Regions from separate parts of the Homo sapiens genome. Here all the other regions are linked to region 2. Evidence: chromatin contacts called from ENCODE Hi-C or POLR2A ChIA-PET data. All regions are on one chromosome and are shown on one strand. The core of a region is the stretch at or near the end of the contact, and the rest is flanking DNA. Distances in the headings are between cores, read along the strand shown.

Region 1 (4,402 bases), core at 1,560-4,059, 1.4 Mb after region 2:
GCTGGCTATCTTTGGCATTGGTTCCTTGGTTCACGGTAGCATAACTCTCATCTTTGCCTCTATCATCACAGAGCTCCTCCCCACCTGTCCCTGTGTGTCTCTGTCTCTTCTTTTTGCTATAAGGACAGCCGCCATATTGGATTTAGGACCCACCCTACTCCAGTATGACCTCAATCTTAACTGATTACATTTGCAATGACCCTATTTCAAAATAAGGCCACATTCTGGGTTCCAGATGGACATAAATTTTATGGGGCACAATATTCAACCTCGTACAAGAAATATATTGCTAACTTATCTTTTGTTTTATAATAGCTTCAATAGGCTTTTTTTTTTTTTTTTTTTTTCTTTTTTAAGAACTGGGATTGGGGCCTTAAAAGGGAGGATAGCGAAATGTTTGAGGGCTGAGATTATGGAATTTGGATCCCATCTATTCCTCTTCCGGTCATCTAGCCCTTGGAGGCTACACCTCTTTAGCTGTCAGTTTTCTCATCTGGTAAACAGGGAGTCATGATACTTCAGAGTGTTTTGGGGAGGATTATGCGAAGTAACATATGCAACACACTTAACATAGGATTTGGCCCGGGGCACAGCCCTTGCCTCCCTCACAAAGGCTGTCTGTAGGATAGAAGTCTAGGTTTGTGTTCCTGTAAACAAAGAAGATGCCTTGTTCTCTTATACTTGCAGGCTGAAAGTGCTGTTTGCAGAGCCAGTTGCATTGTTCTGACACTTTCCTACCAATATTTCTCCATACCTAGTTATTCAGTACTAAGATGAATGATTTATTGCTATTGTTGACTCACATTCCACAGAAATGCTGGATCACTTTTCATTGTACCTCCATGTCTAACATTTCAGTTGCTCATTGACTGTATAATCACTTTATTACTATACTCCAAAAGTCAACTATTTAAACAACATCTTTTTGTTTGTCTTTTTGAAAGACTAATTTTAAAACATGTAAATAAATCATGTGTAAATTTTCATGAGTTTAATACATAATCACTCTTTCAGGTAGAAAACCAGGTATTTTATCACATCTTTTTTCTTTTAATGAGAAAAATAATGTTCTATGTGGTTAGATGACTTAAATATAACAGTTTGCTCTGTCCTGATCAGTGGAGATATGTATCTTCCACAGCACTGGTGCATATTAGTGATATTCTAGGAATTCATTGTTGATCACCTGGTAATGAAATATAAAAATTTTAGTCAATATTTGCTCTCTGTGGTAGGTCTCTATCTTATCTATAAAGACTCACTACTAAACCTTTGAATAGACTTAAAACTTGGCCTGAAAATATAGTGCCAAAATCTATATTGATCTCTTATTGATTTAACATTCAACTTTGTTAGCATGCTGTTTTCCTGAATGCTGTACTAAGAAGACTGGGGCGGGAAATGGGGAGGGATTTAAAAATCTGAATAAACTCTTTGCCATTCTTAAGTCACTTGTATATCATGAGTTCAAACTCTATTGTATTCCATTGATTTTATGAAGCAATGGACAGCATGGTAAAGTAGGACCCTTTAACACTATGCTTGCAGTCCCCAAACAGGTCAATATATTCTCAAGACTTCAATAAAGTGAATTTAAGAATTTTTGTATGCCATCGCCTATTATAAACTTCATGCCTAACTAGACAGGCAGGGAAATTTACAGATTGACTTATAAAATCAAGACAAATTGTGCATTAAATTCAAACCTCAGGAAGCCCCAAGGTTATGTACCAACTACCTGAGTCTAAAGAAGCCAAATACAACAAAATTCCTAATGGTTCAAAACAAATTACACATGCTTTAGAGCTAGTACTTTGGCTGTACTTGTGTTTCAAGGCATACCTATACTATTCTTTTGGCATTTTGCATTTTACCTAAAATATGTTCGATATGGATGTTATAAATGGAATTTATTATACTTACATAATAAGTATAGTCATTTCCATTTATAACAGCTGTATCTGATATATAAGGGAGCACTTGAAACAAAAAGAGATCTTGGTGCATGTGTGTAAAAGACAAGGCTAGACTGTTTTTGTGTTTTCTGAATTCACTGGGAGATGAACTAAGACTTGTTTTCTCCATCTCCAATTTCTGTGACTGTGGTATGTTAGCCTGGTATTCCACCACATATAAATTTTTAACCGAACACAGATTTCATGAGTTTGTGGCTTGCCTGAACTTCCTTTTTTAAAATCCTGGACATTTGCAGATGAAAATAATCTGTTACTTTTAAAACTGCACTTTACAAAATATTAATATAAATGTATATGTTTTGCAGATTTATTTCAAAACATTCTAAATTCCAAAAATCTTTACTGTTACAAACCCAGTGAATTAGGCAATTTGGAGAGTTCGTGTAAACAGGCACTACTTTGCAGTAAGTTTGGTAAAGATAAAGCATTTCAGCACATGTTCTGCCACAAAGCATTTGGGACTCTTATGTTAGAGCTTCAGAATTCCTTCTGAAAAAGACAAAAGAGAGACTTCCTGTCATTTCCACTGGTTTCTGCATGTGGGACCAATATGGGCAAAGTTTAAACAGATGCAAATGGTAAGGGGAGGAGGCAGTGTCACGTCTTGTTTTACGTATTTCTTCATATCCAGATTGAATTTAAGTCATTCTCTTCTTGGAGCTTTTGGAGTACACTTCCACTAAAGTTATAGCATGCTTGAATGGTTTATTTCACCAATATTTGCTTATGGAAATAAAGGGGAGTGGCCGAGGAGAAAGGAGAAGAGGAGTGGAGGAGGGGTTTGAGGCTGAGGGAGGCTCTGACCACAGCACAGAGCACCGGCAACTTTGTCTAATGTGATCATTAACCTTCCTGCAAAACACAGCTGGCAGTTCTCTGAGGTTTGTCACTAGAATGTGAAGACAGCCACACAGATATTGCACAGACTATTTACAGATCGTTTGGTTTACATTGAGAGTCATTGCTCTACTTTTGTGCGGTAGGAAAATGAGATTTCAGCAATTCCTTTTTGCATTTTTTATTTTTATTATGAGTCTTCTCCTTATCAGCGGACAGAGACCAGGTAGGCCTTTGATACATTTGTACAAGTAACTTGTTTTGCCTGTTTGCATCCCTGGGTCTCTGAGCATGATTGTGTTTATCTGAAAACCACTTAGGTGTGCTTGCAGTTAGTAGTATTGGGGATAAATGTGTAGGATTTTGAAAGTATGCTATCTATCCTGTTGGGTCTATTATTTCAATATTTTAAAAACATCTGGACTTTGAAATGATAAGTATTTTACCACTATTTTTCCTAAATGCCAAGAAAATAGATCTCTAAGCTATTGCAGATTATGTTGTCTTTACAAGTAAAATGAAACAGAAGTGTTCGTCTATTCATTATAAAGGTAAATAAATGTATAGATTTTTAGGTAAAATGCAAACTCCAAAGCAGTTTATTTAAAAAGTATGTTGCTGCCCAGAGTAGGGGCTGAATTAACATACAAAAAGCATAATGCAACAAAATGCAGATTAAATCTTAAAACAGGTCAATAGCTGTCATTTCTAATTATGTAACTAGGCATGTCACTTAAAACAAATAAGTGCAGTTTTTATTATTATGCTTATACAGCTAAAAAGCATCAAAAATATGTATGATAAAGATACATAATATTAATTTACTTGACATGTTTTCAAAGATGATATCAAGTATATTGTACTTAACCAACAGAAATTTAGTACACAAAAGTATTCTAATGTACTTTTACTTCAAAACCAAACAGCTAAGATTTCAAAGAACCAGTAAGTTTGAAAAAAAAAAGAAAGAAAAGAGAGAAAAGAAGAGAGAAAGAAAGAAAGAAAGAAACAGAAAAAAGAAAGAAAGAAAGAAAGAAAGAAATTAGAAAGTTAAAGTTTTCTGAACCACAAACCCAACTTTAAATAAAAAGGTGGTAATATTTACATCCAAATATGTTAAATTATTCACTTGATAATATACTTCTTCAGTTAGAACAGAAAACGATGCATCACTTGTTAAAAATTCAGACTTTGCTTTTTAGTGAATTAGAAGTTTGATCACTGTGAGTTTATTTCGAATGATGTCCCCTGGTCTGTGCTTTTACATAAGTAAGAAAAAAGTTCCAATTCAGCAACTCTGAGAAAGCAGCTTGATCCCTTCTCATTGTTTACAGCAGTCACTATTCAAACCATTTATACTTTTCAGAAATACACAGTAGCTTTGACAATGTTCTTACAAAATATTTGTGATTAATTTACTACATAAAATAAAAGGTCTAGGAGCATTTAGGAAAAAATCATTCAAAAGGAGGAGGATATTACTATTAAGATGTTGCTATGTTGCTCAACGATGGAGTTAAAAAAATAGGAGTAAAAGAAGATCTTGCTATTAACATTAACTGTTAGGAACACCCCTTGTGTATATGCAT
Region 2 (4,011 bases), core at 718-3,217:
AGTGTGCTCTATGATATTCACATGACAAAAAACAAACAACAAAACCCCCATTGAAATATTTCTCAGAAAGTATCCCCGTCCTTAAGTGATGCATGAATGTGCTGCCTCCACAGTATATATTCAAAGGTGACCTTCATTGCATAGATTCACACACAAAAAAAGCCATGTGAAAATACCTTGCCCCTAGATTCAGGAATCTTCTGGACACACTCTTGTTTACAATTTAAATTATTTCCAAAAATTGATATATCTGTCGATTAAATACAAGTATTTGTGCGGCAGGAGAATAGGGTCTGGAAGCAGGGAAGCTAGGACTGATTTGTGCTGATGGGATATCAGTTGAAAGACTACTCCCCTTCAACCCCTCCTTTTTCTGCATGGCAGTTGCTGCCTGGCAGTTGCAAGCCCTTCTTTTTCTGTGTGGCAGTTGAAAAATGAAAGTGCCTCAGATTGGTCCCCTTCCTCAACCAATCAGACTTGTGGAAGACCAATGGGAAACCTCTAGAAGGTATTTAAACCCCAGAAAATTCTGCAACCTGTGCTTTTGAGCAGCTTGCCACAGCCTGCTTCCACGCAGTGGAGTAGTGTACTTTCATTTAAAATAAATCTCTGCTTTCGCTGCCTTGCTTTATTTGTGTGTTTTGTCCAATTATTTGTTCAAAACGCCAAGGACCTAGCCAACTACCCTCAACTGTTAACAGCTGCACACACATATCAAGGCACACCAGCTTCACCCTGCCTGGAGCTTCTTCCCATGCCTAGTTTTCTCTTACAATTCCGGTCTCTGCTCAATTATCACTTCTAAAAGAGGACTTTATAGAGACCACCATGTGTAAAACAGCTTTTCTACATGCCCCCGCCAGCTAATTTTTATTAGAGTACTTATATTATTTGAAATAATATTTTTACATGCCTCCATCCCCTGGAAAATGAGCTGAGTGAGGGATATTGTTGGAGTATCCCCAGTACCAGGCACACAGTAGGCATTCAATAAATAGTTTTTGAATGATTACATTGTCTACGGAATTCTAACATGTATGGGTGAAACAAAGACTCTCACATGCTGTGAGAAGAAAACAAAAACTGGGTTGGCAGAGGCCTTGAATATGAGGAAGTGGCCTTTCCGGATAAAGAAACTAAGACTCGGCCGGGCGTGGTGGCTCAGGCCTGTAATCTCAGCACTTTGGGAGGCCGAGGCGGACGGATCACCTGAGATCAGGAGTTCGAGACCAGCCTGGCCAACACGGCGAAACCCCGTCTCTACTAAAAATACAAAAAAAAAAAAAAAAAAAAAAAATTAGCCGGGCGTGGTGGCGGAGGCCTGTAATTCCAGCTGTTCGGGAGGCTGAGGCAGGAGAATCGCTTGAACCCGGGAGGAAGAAAGAAAGAGGGAATGAGGGAAGGCGGGAAAGAGGGAAAGAAGAAAAGAAAAGAAAGGAAAGAGAAGAGGGGCGGGGCGGGGCAGGGCAGGGCAGGGCAGGGCAGGGCAAAAAAAGACTCAGTGCAGGAAAGGACTTGCCCAAGGTAATCTAGTACGTGGAAAAGCGGAGGGCAGGAGCCTGTGCCGTGCAAGAGCTCCGGGGAGCCAACACCGAGCGGCCCTTTTGAGAGGGTCCCAGCCCCTGAGATGCGGGAGCCCGCAAGAGGGAACCTCTTGTCTGAAGAGGTTGCTGCGCTCTGGAGTCGTGCTCTGGGACAGATGGGCAAGCTCCGCTCTTGGGGCCGGAAGCGTGTAGCGTCTCCACCCGGGCTCCAATCCCCAGCCTCGCACTCAGCACCAGGCAGAGTTCAGCCTCCCGCCGCAAGCTCCCTTCCGCCGCTCCCGGCGAGCACGCAGGTCTGGCTGTCCGTTGGGCTAGAGCTTAAAAGCCCAACACGGGCGAAAAAGACGCGGTCTCAGTTAACGGGGACGCTTTAGAGAAACGCACTCGCCTCTCCTGTTCCGGTTGGGTCGGCGCGGGCTTCTCAGGCGCCACGTGGGATTCGGCCCGGGTGCTCTTGTGAGCTGCTGCTCCTGCGGTTGGTGAGATTACCTGGGTCTAGAGTGCGGAGCTGCTCCGTGGCCACGAGGACGTCACCATGGTGGGCCCCCTCCTGCTCCCCCGAACCGCTCGGTTGGTTCCCCGGAAGGCTCTTGTTGAGCAGGCAGAGAGGGAGGGTGCGGTTTCGGGAACCTAGGAGAGGGGAGGATGCAAAGTGTTTATTTTCAGGGAGTGTGCGGGGTGCGGGGCGAAGCCTCTGGGAGGCGAGTCCCAGGCCCAACGCCTGGACCTTAGAGTTCCGCGTCCGAGTGCTGAAGTGCTCACACGTCGCCTTGCTCCTCTTTGCCTTGTGCCTAACTTCTCGCTAGTCACTACTTCCTGGGGGAAACCCGGCACCTTTCCATTGTAACGCATCGAGGAGTTTGGCAAAACTTCTGAGATCGCTGGCCCTACACACCTCTGCCTCTCTGGCCTGGGTAGACTCAGTATGTGGGCTTAGTCGCCTCTTCCTCGGCGTCCGTTCACCTCTCGTTAGTGCCCTGAATCCTGCCGTTACGCCCCCATTCGCTCCAGGGCACTGAAGCAGTTTTGTTGTTTTTATTAAAAACTGAGTAGATACAAAAGAGTGTTACTAAAGCACATTTCAAGTGTAAAGATGAACAGTTTCAGGAATTCTCGTTTACCCATTTTGTAGTTTTAAGAAATAAAACATAGCCTTTGAAAGCCCTGTGTTACCTTCTTTGAACTTTCAGGAAACCTTAAGAAGCAAACATTATCTAAGTTTTGTATTTATAATTTCACTACTTTTCTTTATAGTTACTACATATATTTGTATTTTGAAACAGTATGTTGTTTCTTGCCTATTTTTTACGTAATCGTTGTGTTCTTGAGAGTAATTCTTGCATAGAAACATGCTTTATAAATTTTTTTCAATTAATTTTTAATAAAAGCAAAATTTTAAAAGTTTATAATCTGGTCAGAAGTTACGATATTGTGTCCACAATGTGGCCTCTTTGTTTCTTTTCATTTTTTTCTCTTTTCATTGTATGCCATTTTTGTCTTACAGTCTGGTTCTTTCGTTGTTTCGCGAGTTTTTTGTGCTTTATTTTGATCCACTGCTGACGCATATTTTGTACTTTAGATTGTACACATTTGTGTAAATTCAGTGTTTGCTTGTCACTTTGCTTGTGGGATTTCCAACTCTTTATAGTGTTAGTTTTTTTCCCCTTTTCAGAGTGGAATATGAAAGCAATTACATCTCATTGTGTTTGAGTGATTGGGGAGATAGATTGGTATTTGACTGTAGTTGTCCTTGACTATCAGAGCTTCACTTTTTATCAGGCTGTATAGTAGAAGTACGTTGCTTTGGCATAGAAGTCAAAAGAGTGGCATATGAACCTGTTTTCATTGGCTCATTTCTGGCTCTGTCATTTTTTTTTGATATAACCTCATTAGTGGTTTTGCTGCATCCTCTTTCAGTACAGCTCAGAATGTGGTCCCAAAGGACAGAGTTGGGCACCTGTCTTTCCCTGAGTTGCCATCTTGGCAAAATTACTTAACCTCCCATCTGTTTAATTGGGATAACAATAGTACCTACCTCATAGAATTGTGGAAATTAAATGTAAAGTGCTTAGTCTAGTGCCTGGCACTTAGTAAATGTTATTGTTATTAACTTTAGTTATATAAATAGTAACAGTGTACAGCTTATAGTTGTTCATCCTTGTTACTTTGCTCATTAATGTTCTCTTATTGTAAATCTTTGCTGGAGCTTAGCAAGTTCATATCTTTATATCAAAATTTAGTTTACCTGTTATATATAAATAATCTTTTCAAATTAATCCATTCCACTCAACACTTCTTTATGCTGCATTAAAAAGGTTTTTAGTGTTTATTATTTTTTATTTTTTTTTGAGACGGTGTTTTGCTCTTGTTGCCCAGGGTGGAGTCCAGTGGCATGATCGCGGCTCATTGCAACCTCCGCCTCCTGGATTCAAGTGATTCTCCTGCCTCAGCCTCCCGAGTAGCTGGG
Region 3 (4,647 bases), core at 276-2,775, 1.5 Mb after region 2:
GCTGAGCTCAATGGCTCAAGACTGCAACCCGAGTAGTGTGGGAGGCCCAGGCAGGAAGATTGCTTGAGGTCAAGAGTTTGAGGCTACAGTGAGCTACGAACTTGCCACTGCAGTCCAGCCTGGGTGACTAAGAGAGATTCAGTCTCAAAAAAAAAAAAAAAAAAAAAACAAGTTTTCCAGAAGATATGTCTTTATTGGTGTTTATATTTACAGAAAACTTAAAGGGAAATTGAGGTTGATTTTCCTTGTCTTCATGTGACCACAAAAGGATGAAGAGAGGATATCAGGGACCAGCCCCAGATGACTCAGGTAATCTGAGACCAGGCCTGGGATCCACACACAAGACACACACACCCAGATGGAAGCACAATGCCTAGTCTCGCTCTTTCCTCAATCCCGATTTAAACTAATTTGGCAGTTTTATGAGATTAAAGAGGGTGTAGACAGGAAATTGGTAGAGGATGGAAAATCGATTAAGATTAGGGACAACTGTGAGGAGGAAGACAAAGGAGACAGAATCTGAGAGCCCTGAGGCGGACTGAAAACGGGGAGGCGGCTCAAAGAAAAGAGTAAGAGAAATGAGCTTTTCTGGAACGAGGCATTGATAACGCTGAAACATGATTAGCCTTTTGAAATAAATCTTTCGTTTATTTATTTTTTTGAGACAAGCTCTCGTTCTGTCGTCCAGACTGAGGTGCAGTGGCGCCATCCTGGCTCACTGCAACCTCAACTCCCCAGGTTCAAGCGATTCTCCCACCTCAGCCTCCGGAGTAGCTGGGACCACAGGGGCGGGCCAACATGTCCGGCTAATTTTTGTATTTTTTGTACAGACAGGGTTTCACCATGTTGGCCTGGCTGGTCTCAAACTCCAGAGCTCATGTGATCCGCCCACCTCAGCCTACCAAAGTGCTGGGATTACAGGCATGAGCTTCCATGCCGGGTATAAAAGGAAGCTTTTAAATTGTGGAGTATTTCATACATCCATAATAGTAGAGAGAACATTATGAAGAACGTACACATAAAAAGAAACCAATTTCTATCATTTGAATTAACAATCTTTATAACCCCAGCAACTTCTCCTGCCAATGGAGTAAATTCCCAGACATCTTATAATTTCATCTGTATATTTCATCTTATAATTTCATTATTTATTCCCTAAAAGACAATATCTCAATTATCATAGTGTTACTGTAACTTTTAATAAGCTGTTCAGTGGGAATTATAACCATATTTTTCTCCAACCAGTTATAAATAAGATTCAATAAATTAAAACAGCAACTGGAATTCTCTTCTGTTAAGGCGGGGCAGGGAGAGCCCTCAGTCTGGCACAGGTAGGGTTGGGTGGCAGAAGAGCAAAGCAAACAGCTGAGGTTCCTTCAGAATGCAACTTTCTCACAGAACACAAGGCTCTCAAGGGGCTTCAGCACCCCAAGCACTGCAGCGTTTCTCCCAGGAGGCTGGGCGAGTCCGTAGCGGAAGTCGGAGCGGCAGAGCAGTGATTGGGTGCGGCCGGCACCGTCTCTGGGCTTCGACTTCCGGGTGAGACCGTGAAGGTGTGGCGCGACGTTGGAGACCGGGGCAGCGCCATGTACCACAGTGGATGGAAGGATGCGCGGTGCGGCGGGGCAGCTGTCCTCTTCTCCCCGGACCCAGCGCCTGGAGAGCCAGCCCTGCAGGGTGGGCTGGGCGAGCCAAACTGCGTTCCTGGTGCAGGGCTTCGGGTCTCCCTAACAGACCTTATACGCTGACCGGCGGCCGCCATGGCAGTGTCTCTTTGCTCAGACATCCAGGGACGACCACATTCGTCCAACAGCGGTCGCTCCACCAATCCTGGGAGAAGCGAATCGTTTTCTCCGCGTGCCCTGTCAGCCGCTCATGGTGCCCAGAGAGGAATTTTAGTGGCAGCATTCCGGCTGTCACGCCACCGAAATTGCCAGGCCACTCCAAGTCAGAAGGACCACCAGGAAAAGTCAGGAAGAGAACCACCATCAGGTCCCAGCCTCTTTTTGTGACAAGGACTAGAGGGTTTGGGTCTGCAGTGGGCTGGCTCCCGCTGGGCTCACCTGTCCTATAGAGCAGGCTGCCTCAAGGAAGAAGCTCACAGGGGACATCTGACATCTGAAACAGCAAGTGTAAAATGCTTTAAATAAGCCAAAACTAAACCAATCGTTATGTTAACTAAAAATACATGAATGCTACCGAAGATAGTCGAATATTAGAGGAAGAGATTAAACTCTGATTTTGAGCACTTTGTGCTTTATTCGGAAAATGAATAAGATGCAGTTCTGAAAACCTGAAAATATAAAGAATAGGATATGATACGCACACTAGATGAAAACAAAACTTTCAGACCATATTTTCTTATTTAAAGCTCTAATAAGTGAGATAGCAGAGTAAACTATTCACTCAAATAATTAGTAACTGATATAAGGGTATGTATCAATAACAGGTATTAAGACAAAAACTTTATGAGCTTTTCCATTTTAACAAGGGATGATGATTCTAGACTTCTGCCACAACATTATGGTCGACAAAACATTCTTAATTCATTTTACATAGATCTGACTCTAGATTCTGAAACAGCAAGTCATAATCTTGTATCTCTAAAGATAGAATACAGTGCGATTTGGAAAGACACCACAAAAACTCATGATCCAAAAAAGATTAAGGCTGTTATTACCAGGAGGAAGAGAAAGAGGACAAAATCAAACTGGATAGATATAATAGAGTTGTTTGTTAGAATTGTCTTCCCAGGAGATGGAAAAAGACGCCATCACAATAGGATTCATGCTTTAGTTTTCAGCTATAGAAATGTAATAACTTTGCCAAAGTAATTACACTACATAGAGTGGCAATCGTTCTATTAAAAGTAAGACCCAGTAATGTTAGGATTTGTTCTGGACAATGAAGGGGATGAGGTTTAATCTTATGACTTGAATGCCAGGTCTGAAATCTTTTCTTCAAGTGATATTTTTATGAAACTACTTAGGCTGTGTTTCACACTGGGTATGATTTCTAACCTCTTATAACCTGTACAGTAATAGATTATGAAGGATGAATTATTTGAAAGCTATTTTGTATTATTTAGGAGAGGAGCTCTTCAATTCTGAATTGTCTGCCACTTACAAGCAGAAGAAAGTTTTTTTCTTTCATTATTTTAGCAACTATCAATAAAACAGTATTAGAAATGCCTACTCTTCAGAGATGTAATGGGAATAAATTGTAAAGTACTTTTGATATTCTAAGATGAAAGATGGTATTACACAGTCAATAATTCAATGCTTCCCACATTATGAATTTTATCAAAATTATGTAGAGAGCTATTAGTTCATTCCAGCAACAAAACAGGCTTATATAAAAACAAAAACCTCCTGGGTCATGCCATCCTACACCAAATTCCTGTTAAACAGAGGCATGATTTATTCCAGTGACCTTGCTATTTCTTCATAACTGTAATATGTCTAATGTTAGACATTTTAAATTAACATTCTATTAGATAAACTGAGAATTTAGGTCTCTCGCACCACCCAGGCACATACTCTATCTTTCCCCACAAATATCCAAATATGGTAATATAATTGGATTAATACGTTCATATGACTATATAATTGTTCACAGCTGAGCCACTTAGGTGCTATAATTATAATTTCTTTGATACACAAATTTTGTTTTATTGTGATTAAAATTGCCTGATTTCTTACTTGCTGCATTTTCTGTTTATCTCTTTCAGCCCCATATCTGCTCATCTCTAAAGTTCCTTTCTAAACTCGACATGTAATTTGTTGATTATATTCATTTTCTTTATAGTGCTCAATCTCCTGAAGCCCTCTGTCATCTTAGCATGAACTGAAATTTGGTGATATGATGCACAGCTGTCCTCTGAGGCCTTTCATGTTTCCCTTACCCTAAGAATTATCTTTTATCTTCTGTCTTATGTCCAGAGGTTTTAAGTCTATTGTTGTCTGAGTCCCTTGTTTTCCTTCTTAGTTTTCTTCCCTTCTTTTGGTGAGCGTATCACCAGGTAGTTCCCTGAAAAAGGGGACTTGGAAGATGTGCCAGTCATTTTCCTTGTGCTGTGAGATGTGGGAATGTGTGCTAGGCCCAGCATTACATCTGGAGGAGGGTGAAGAACATTTGTGAAGGCCACACATGCCTGAGACCAAAGTTCAGAGTGCTTGCCCATGACTCATGCTCAATCAGAACATCAGAGAACACAGGCTTCCCCAACTCCCAAAACCACACTAAGAGGAGTTGAGTAAAAATAACAGTAGAATCCAGTTTGAGAAATTAAAGAGACATATCACTAGGGGAGTGTGAAGTCTTTAATGTATTAATGGTAACGATAGCAATAACAAACTTCAAACTCTGCCTAACTCCTGGCTCGATTAATACAAACACACCCTCACTACGGGCCTAGCAGAAGGGAAACAAGTTCATCTCTGCTATTGGTTGAATTGTGTTCTCCCGAAAAAGTATGTTGAAGGGCTAACTCCAGTACTTCAGATGTGACCTTATTTGGAAATTAGGTCTTTAGAAGGTAATTGGTCAAAATGAGGTCATTAGGGTGGGCCTTAATCCAGTATCACTGCAGTCCTTATAAAAAGATGAAATTTTGACACAAAGATATGCACAGAGGAAGATTATATG

The links. A loop is a pair of places that touch in the nucleus more often than their neighbours do. ChIA-PET counts read pairs that join two places held with the same protein, here RNA polymerase II (POLR2A). Pooled maps may share reads with other maps.
Region 1: a pooled map shows a loop between it and region 2 (12-fold over the local background). The contact joins the promoter of APELA here to the promoter of TMA16 in region 2. A Hi-C loop is called at or near these places in 1 of 37 single-sample maps with no recorded cell type and 4 of 50 pooled maps. POLR2A ChIA-PET finds 5 or more read pairs at or near these places in 1 of 52 experiments (HEK293T).
Region 3: a map of OCI-LY7 shows a loop between it and region 2 (7-fold over the local background). The contact joins the promoter of FAM218A here to the promoter of TMA16 in region 2. A Hi-C loop is called at or near these places in 3 of 168 maps with a recorded cell type or tissue (OCI-LY7 and naive thymus-derived CD4-positive, alpha-beta T cell), 4 of 37 single-sample maps with no recorded cell type and 9 of 50 pooled maps. POLR2A ChIA-PET finds 5 or more read pairs at or near these places in 1 of 52 experiments (OCI-LY7).

The regions. Positions count from the first base shown.
Region 1 is chr4:164,874,369-164,878,770 of GRCh38, forward strand. APELA (apelin receptor early endogenous ligand) reads left to right here and starts at 2,810. Exons shown (of 3, transcript NM_001297550.2): 1 at 2,810-3,039. The coding sequence starts at 2,964.
Region 2 is chr4:163,492,723-163,496,733 of GRCh38, forward strand. It overlaps TMA16 (translation machinery associated 16 homolog), which reads left to right and starts at 1,968. Exons shown (of 7, transcript NM_018352.3): 1 at 1,968-2,082. The coding sequence starts at 2,080. LOC124900805 (a long non-coding RNA gene) reads right to left here and starts at 2,502. Exons shown (of 2, transcript XR_007058354.1): 1 at 2,440-2,502; 2 at 1-2,174. RefSeq lists a cis regulatory region at 306-577 and enhancers at 1,859-2,761, 2,225-2,364, 2,395-2,544.
Region 3 is chr4:164,955,423-164,960,069 of GRCh38, forward strand. FAM218A (family with sequence similarity 218 member A) reads left to right here and starts at 1,526. Exons shown (of 1, transcript NR_160935.1): 1 at 1,526-3,709. It also overlaps a transcript of TRIM61 not described here. RefSeq lists enhancers at 1,276-1,325, 1,626-1,785.